2 separate regions of the Mus musculus genome follow, and region 1 is linked to region 2. Evidence: chromatin loops called from intact Hi-C (ENCODE). Cell type or tissue: left cerebral cortex. All regions are shown on one strand.

The links. Hi-C counts contacts between places; a loop is a spot of excess contacts. Peaks named below come from ENCODE experiments on the same cell type or tissue, not always from the same donor. Only the 100,000 strongest peaks of a DNase experiment are listed, where the experiment ranks them.
Region 1: a loop joins it to region 2, with 2.3 times the contacts of the local background. A loop is called at or near these places in 2 of 42 quality-filtered maps.

Annotation. Positions count from the first base shown.
Region 1 is chr7:127,184,009-127,188,008 of GRCm38, reverse strand. No RefSeq gene overlaps it. Among named protein-coding and RNA genes, the nearest start is that of Cd2bp2, 10 kb to the left of the region's middle. In left cerebral cortex, CTCF peaks have their summits at 2,158 (motif pointing right) and 3,981 (motif pointing left); a DNase peak (open chromatin) is centred at 2,185.
Region 2 is chr7:126,830,075-126,834,074 of GRCm38, reverse strand. Tlcd3b (TLC domain containing 3B) reads right to left here. Exons shown (of 5, transcript NM_029978.1): 5 at 3,856-4,000. 4930451I11Rik (RIKEN cDNA 4930451I11 gene) reads left to right here and starts at 2,579. Exons shown (of 4, transcript NM_183131.3): 1 at 2,579-2,664; 2 at 3,048-3,203; 3 at 3,278-3,365; 4 at 3,457-3,601. The coding sequence starts at 2,595. The coding sequence ends at 3,478. In left cerebral cortex, a CTCF peak has its summit at 1,975 (motif pointing left); DNase peaks (open chromatin) are centred at 1,637 and 1,957.

The sequences.
Region 1 (4,000 bases), 350 kb before region 2:
TTATATTTTTGCCCATTTTTTAAAAGCTGTAGTTGGGACTGGCGACATATGCTTATAATCCAGGTGCTCAGATTGAAGCAAGAGGAGGCTCATGAGTTCAAGTCTGGACTGGGGTGTAGCATGAGAGACATGGCTGTGTCTCAAATTAACTATAATTCTTAGAATTAGGTTATCTTCCTCTCACTGAGATATGAGAGACATTTTTATATCCCAGACACAAGGCATGGTCAGATGCTGCTGTTAAGTGTTCTCAGGCAGTAACTTCTCTTTCCTCTTCTTTTCTGAGACAAGTTTATGTCTCCTAGACTGGGCTCCAGCTTGCGTTCCTCTTAGGTCCATCTTCAGATACCGAGTTTACAGGCGTGTGTTATTACACTCAGTTTATGTGGTACTGAGGTACTCAGGGCTCTATGGATGCTGGGGAAACACTTTGCTGTAACACACCCCAGCCCGCTCCTGGAACTTACAGAGATCTGCCTGGCTCTGAGTGCTGGGATTTAAGCGTGCACCCTGCAGTTTCTTTTCAGGTTTAAAAACCAGTACCTCAGCTGGGTGTGGTGGCGCACGCCTTTAATCCCAGCACTCGGGAGGCAGAGGTAGGCGGATTTCTGAGTTCGAGGCCAGCCTGGTCTACAAAGTGAGTGCCAGGACAGCCAGGGCTACACAGAGAAACCCTGTCTCGAAAAACCCAAAAAAAAAAAAAAAAAAAAAAAACAAAACCAGTACCTCCTGTTTTGATTCATGTCTGTCCCTCTCAGCCCCAACCTGATTCTTCCCCTGCTGGGAAGCCCAGGACCTTCAGCATACTGAGGCAACAGGCAAGCTGCACCTGCAACCCTGTCCAATTTCTACCATCACATGGTGCTTGAGAATAGGAGGTGTAGCCAGGCGTGGTGGCGCACACTTTTAATCCCAGCACTTGGGAGGCAGAGGCAGGCAGATTTCTGAGTTCGAGGCCAGCCTGGTCTACAAAGTGAGTTCCAAGACAGCCAAGGCTACACAGAAAAACCCTGTCTCAAAAAACAAAACAAAAAAGAGAATAGGAGGTGTCAGGGGCTGGAGAGTTGGTGCAATGGTTAGAGCCCTGGATGACCTTAGAGAGGGTCTGAGTTCAATTCCTGCACTCACATACAGGTTCACAGCCATCCATAACTTTGGCTCTGGGCACAAGTAACCTGGCCTCCCCAGGCAGCAGGCATACATGTACAACACAGACATACGTTACAGACAAAGCACACACACACACAAAGTAAAAGAGAGAGAGTGGGGGCGCCATCTGAGCAACAGGTTACTAGGTGATTGCTTTTTCCATTTATACAGTTGCTATGCCAACAGTATAGGGTGTTACTGCACAGACCTAAATAGTGTATAACCTGTTACACAGCTGCCGGCTGGATCCTGGGCTGTAGCCCTGTGTATGTGAGTGACTCAATGTCATGGACAAGGGTAAGGGTGTGGGAATATTTATCCCTAAACATAGAGCAGGACCAGTAAAGAGGCCAGGCAAGCTCCTAGAGAAACATGAATGACCTCCAGGACATTTTCAGGACAGTCCGAGACAAAGCCCACTCTTTAGGCTGTGTCTCTCCACAGGCGAACTCGCCCTCTGCATGGATTGACCCAGACAAGCTGGTGACAAGGCAGTTTCAGTCACAGTCACTCCCGTGCTTTTTGTTGTTGTTTTCCCATTTATTTATTTATTTATTGAGACATGCTTTTTCTGTGTGGCCCTGGCTGTCCTGAAACTTGCCCTGTAGACCAAGCAGGCCTCAGACTCAGAGATCCACCTGCCTCTACCTCTTAAGTGCTGGATTAAAGGCCTGCAAATCTATGCCTGGCATTTGTTACTGTTTTGGTTGGTTGGGTGTTTGTTTGTTTGTTTGTTTGTTTTTGAGACAAGGTTTCACTAGCCTTGGTTGACCTAGAACTTGCTGTGTAAACCAGGCTGGCCTTGAACTCACAGAGATTCACCTGCCTCCTTTTGAGTGCTGAGATTAAAGGTGTAAGTTACCAGGCTTGACCTGTCAAGTTTGTTGTTACTTTAAAATGTAATCTTCCGTGTTCAACCCTGTCCCCAAGTTGTATCCTCAGTCAGTGACAGCTGACATGGGCTTGGAGGAATCCTTGGGTTTCCCACTGACATCTCTGAAGTTCTCTCTGGAGGTCAGCAGGGGGCTCTATTCTCTGTGAATACTCATGCAGTGTATGCTAGAGACAGATGGAGGGAGCAAGGCAGTTTTGGGAGACTGGATGTGACCACTATGGTAGACTTGGCTGGAGCCCCTCTGCCACCGACTCTTCTGGGTCCATCTAGATGCGGAGCTTTTGACCCCCTCCCTCCTGGGGGTATGAAGTCTGTGGAGTGGACTATAGGCCCTGGAGATACAGCCAACTGTGAACTGCCATGTAAGTTCTAGGCATCCAACTTGGGTCCTCTGTAAGAACAAGAACTCTTAACCACTGAGCCAACTCTCTTGACAGGATTGTTCCAGAAATTTCCCTAGTGCTCATGTATGTAGACCTATTAATGTGCACTTAGACACATCTGTACACTTTTCACGCACATCTGTTCTGGTGATGAGGAGAAATGTCACCCTCTTAGTAGTTGGAGCGTAGGACCTGCAGGGTGCTTCCTGAGGGAATGACAGGGTAACTGAAGAAAGGGGGTGGATCTAGGGGTTGCTTGGGCCAATAGTTATGCAGCAAGAGGCATAGACCTATTTCAGTTTCTCTGTTGTTTGAGACATGGCTGGCTTCCATTACAGGCAGGTGTCATCCTTTCAGCCTAAATCAGGAAATTCAACCCCCCACCACCACCCCCCTTTTACCAGTGTTACACATGGAACTCAAGGCCTTGTTCATGATCCGACCTTAGCTAGAATATTATCATCTATCAACAAAAAAGTCTATTTGAGGAAGATGACAAGAATGAAGGGGTTTTCCATGGTGTCTGCTCCTTCCTCCCCCCCCCCCCCCCCCCGGTTAACTAGAGAAGTCCTTTGTTCAGGAAGTATTAATAACATAAAATACTAGCATTGGGTTATTTTTTCACATTTTTTGAGATTACAATACAATTACATCATTTCTCCTTTTTGTTTCCTCTCTCCAAATTCCCCCACATACCCTCCCCTTGCTCTCTTTCAAATTCATGGCTGTGTTTTCCTGTAATTCTTGTTATGTATATAACAGATATTCCTAAATACATAAATATAACCCACTCAGTCTGTACACATTACTTGTGTGTATGTTTTCAAGGCTGACCATTTGGGACTGGATAACCAGTTGTGCTCTACCCAGGGTAAGGCTGTTGCTCTGCTCTCTGCATCCTTACTGTTCTTTGTCTAGGGTTGAGGTCTCCTGAGCGCTCCTTCATCCACATTAGCATGTCTGTTGGTGTCCTTGTTCAGATCAGGTTTAGGAAGTCATTTAGAGGAGGAAGGCAAAATAACAATCTAAAAAAGGTCATAAGGAACCAGCCTATTAAGTGCCCAGCTAGGGGCTGGAGAGATGGCTTTCCCAGGACATTCCAAGCCTGATTCATTTTAGGAGCTGTGAATTGGAGATGTTTTCCTCCAGAAGTCCCTTCTTCCTAATCCCCCATGGCTGGCTCCCTTTCTCTGTCAGGTCTCACCTTCTCAGGTCAGCCTATGAGAAAGAGCATTTCCTATCAGCCCCAGTGCTCTACGGTGTCTGCAGCATAAGCTTGTTTAGAATTTGTCTCAGGAGAAGTCAGTTTAGAGACTCACCAGCCCAGGTCTAAGTTCATCCCACAGGGGAGAATGTCCACAGGACAGTTGTCCAGGATATGAGTGAGAATTCTGGGAAAGAAACTGTGTCCGCAAAGACCGACTAACTGATTAGAACTGCTGTGGTTGCAGCTGTATAGCACCGGCTGCGCTTCCTGTGGACTTTGGCTTGATTTCCAGCACCATCAGGCACAGCAGTACATAGCACATTAGGTCCAGGAGATCTGATGCCTCCTGCTGGCCTCCTCAGGCAC
Region 2 (4,000 bases):
GGGCAGGTGGGGATGGGAACAGGAGTGATCAGGCGTGAGGAGGGAGGAGACGGAAGGGGAGAGTACTGAGAGAAATGACTGGAATGGGGAACGTGCAATGGAAACTCCTCTGAATCTCTAAGAGTGGTCTCCTAGTAGTGGGGGATATGGAATCTAAACTGACTATAACCAGGCAAGGCTCCCAGCAGTGGGGCTGGGGCACCAACCCAATCACAAAACCTTCAACCTACAATCTGTCCTGCCTGCAAGACAAGCTGGCGTAATTGTGGTGCAGAACTTGTGGGAGTGGCCAACCCATGACTGGTCCGATTTATGGCCCATGCTACAAGACAGAGCCCATGCCTGACGCTATGTGAATGACTAGGAACCAGGGGCATGACAGCCCAGAGACTCAGGATAGAACCAAGCACTGTGTGTGTGTGTGTGTGTGTGTGTGTGTGTGTGTGTGTGTGTGTGTGTGTGAAATGATTCCTAATGATATTCTGCTGTACTCATAAATTGGTGCCTAGCCCAACTGTCATCAGAGAGGCTTCATCCAGCAATTGATGGGAACAGGTGCAGAGACCCTCAGCCAAACACTAGGCAGAGCCAGGGGAACCCTGCAGAAGAGGGGGAGGAAGGATTGTAGGAGCCAGTGTGCTCAAGGATACCACAAGAACACAGCCCACAGAACACAGCCACAGCCCATCAGCTAAGCAGGGCACATAGGAAGTCACAGAGACTGCGATGACAATCAGGGCACATAGGAGCTCACAGAGACTGAGATGACAATCAGGGCACATAGGAGCTCACAGAGACTGTGACGAAAATTAGGGAGCCTCCATAGGTCTGTGCTAGGTCCTCTGCATGGGTGTTATGGTTGTGTCACTTGATGTTCTTATGGGATTCGCACCACTGTGGCAGCTGCCTCTGACTCTCTTGCCTGCACTTGGGACTCTTTTCCTCCTACTGGGCTGCTTCATCCAACCTTGATAGGAGGCTTATTGTATCTTGTTAGGCCATGTTCGATGAGTATCCCTGGGAGGCCAGCTCCTCTCTCTCTCTCTCTCTCTCTCTCTCTCTCTCTCTCTCTCTCTTTTAAGGGGATACAGTTGGAGTTCTTCTGGGGGAGATGAGACACAGTAGCAGGGGGACTGGGAGGAGTGAAGGGAGGAGAAATGGTCAGGATGTAATGTGTGAGAGTGAAGCTAGAGAGAGAGGACAGAAAAGATCAGGCGGAAGGGTTGGAATGTTGTGGAAATGTCTTCCAGGCATAGCTGTGGCACTCTTAGATTCTCAATAGCTGTGATTAACTGAAGAGGAGGAGGAGGAGGAGGAGGAGGAGGAGGAGGAGGAGGAGGAGGAGAAAGCTAATTCTGATGTAGAAGCACACTCCTTTAATCCCAGCATCATTTGGGAGACAGAGGCAGGTCTCTGTGATCTCCTGGCCCGAGAGAGGATCCTTTAATGAGGAGCCACCTTCAGGGCAAGTGGAGTAACAGAGTAGCCAAGAGGCTGTAAAACAAGCACGGATAGAATCAAGGAGACCCTGAAATGTCCTTGGCCCGGGTGGGCTGGAGTTCGTTTGTGATAGACAGGCCTAACTGCCAATCAGAGGCAAGCTGTCTCTTCCAACTCGAGGTGGGGCCTCCGGAGTGCAGGTCGCAATTAGGAAGTGACACGGGGAGGACTGAGGGAACTAGAGAAAAGAAACAGGGGTCGGGTGGTGGACGGTGAGGTTCACATGCCACCAATACCACCAAAAGGGAAACTGAGTCACGGTGAGGCGAGTAGACTAGGATCTTTGAATGGCCGAGAGATTAGCCTTGGAATGAGCCTGGGGAGTTCGTCTGTTGACAACACCCTCAGCCCTCTTCGCCTCCCCGCCTCCCGGTGACAGCCAGTCCCAAGAGAGGAGCCTGCCTGCCTGCCTGTAACCTGTAGAAGAGATGGTGGCACCGTCGGACCAACACTGCTGCCACCTGGTGGAAAAGTTGGCTATTTCTCTTGTGCCTCACCGTGCGCTTCCATCTCTACTGAGCGCTAAAACCAAGCCTGGAGATGGATGGGTGCAAACCCACGAACCTGGGGTTCAGAAAGGGAAGAGGACCCTCCCCCCATAGAAGAATGCACAGCCTTGGGAAGCGTTGTGTCAGCGTTCCTCGTCCCCCTGCACACTGGTTTGGGCCTCCCTCTTAGGGCTTCTGCCAATGCCACGAGCCAATCTGTGTAACTTGCTTGGCATTTTACTAAGCAATCAGTAAAGGAGTTTTATTTGATCCGAAGAACAACTGGAGATGTGTAGCCCTCCTCACCTCCCCAGTAGAGCGGTTATGCAAACACATGTCTCCTAGACCTAGCTAAGTTCTGGAACACCACAGAACTGACTGGTTCTGTAATAGAACTGAAGGCCTTGTGCACTCTGAGCAAAAGCTGTACCCCTGGCCTACACCCCAAGACCCCTCACCACTGTTGCTGTTATGGTCAGTGTCATCCTTGGGGCTCAATGGGGGCTCTTCTGCATCAGGAGCTAGAAGCACCTCATAGTCGGGCTAGCGGAATGGCTCTGGGCTGTGACATCATAGAATCCTACTCATTCATAGTCGTGGGGGGTTATGAAGCTGTGGCTGTGGGTAGCCGTAGGGGTGTGGATGTTGATGGCTGAGCTGGGGACCATAGAAACAGGTGGGGAACTGAGTTCAGGAATAGTAGGAATAAGGGAGGCTAGAGAAAGGGAGTAAACTTCATTGTGGGCAGGAGGGAGGAGGATGGCCCAGCCCCAGGCCTTAGTTTCCCCACCCCCCCCTTCCTTTCCCCTTCTTTCTTCCTTTTCTCTTTTTTCCTTCTTCCTCCCTTTTGTCTCATTTTACTTTGTCTTGAGACAAAGTGTTGCTCTATAGCCCAAACCTTCAGTCCAAACCTTTCCCCCCCATCTCAGACATGGTGGGCTTCTGATGGGAGCTCAGCCAGCCCTGGGACAAAACAATCAGAGCTCTGGGTTTGCCTGGCCTCATTGGTGGGCATGATGGCCCTTGGGCTCTTGTCACAGACTCTGCTTTGGTTTTTAGCCCCCAGAAGAGATGGAACCCGGCCCTCGGTTTCAGGAGCCAGACCCCAGCAAGTTGTAAACAGGCTTTTCTTTGATTATCCAGACTCAGACCGAGCTAGCCTTCTTGCTGTGGCCCGGTTTATTGGAGAGAAGCCTATAACGTTCGTTAAGACAGGTATGAATCAGCTTGATAGAGGGGTCTTCCTCCTGGCGGGGTCTGGAAGGACGCTGTTGTTCATTGTCTGGCAGATTCCAGTCCTGGGCTCTTCCAGAACATCCTGGTGGGGACATTAGTGGTGGCCTTCTTCTTCCTGCTTTTCCAGTTCTGCTTGCATGTGTGAGTTGTGTCTCTGTGTCCTCGCCCTACCCCTTCCAGAGGACCCAAGTCTCCTATGTGTCCCTCCTCATCTGATCTCCATACTCCTCAGGAACTTCCAGAAAGGGGCCTAATGAGATATCCAGCCAGAGCCAGCTGAGGTGAGCAGGTGAGCCAGAGACGGAGCCCTGGACCCAGCTGTGAGCCACACACATCTACCCTGCCTTCTGTTGAGAAATAAAGGTGGTGCCTCCTTCCTCCTAGACTGCAGTAGCCCTCTATGTAGCCACCCATCCCCCACCTCCTCCTTCTCCCTGACTTCGAAGTGGCCATTCACACACCCCATTCCTCCCAGGCTGCAGGCGCGCGCACACACACACACACACATACACACACACACACACACACACACACACACACACACACTTTCCCCCTTCCTCCTCAGTAGTTATGTAGTGACCCCTCCTTCTTCCTCCCCACTTCCCAGCCCCCAAAACTGGACCAAAGGGTCTTGCTGGCGTTCAGGAAGATCGTCTTTATTAGCGGTCTGTAAAAGCACCTCCCGGGGTCTGTGGCCCCCAGACTGGAGGAAGCCGCGATTGGCCTGTAGCACCAGGGACAAGCCGGGGCCGAGGGCTAAATGTGCCCCTGACAGA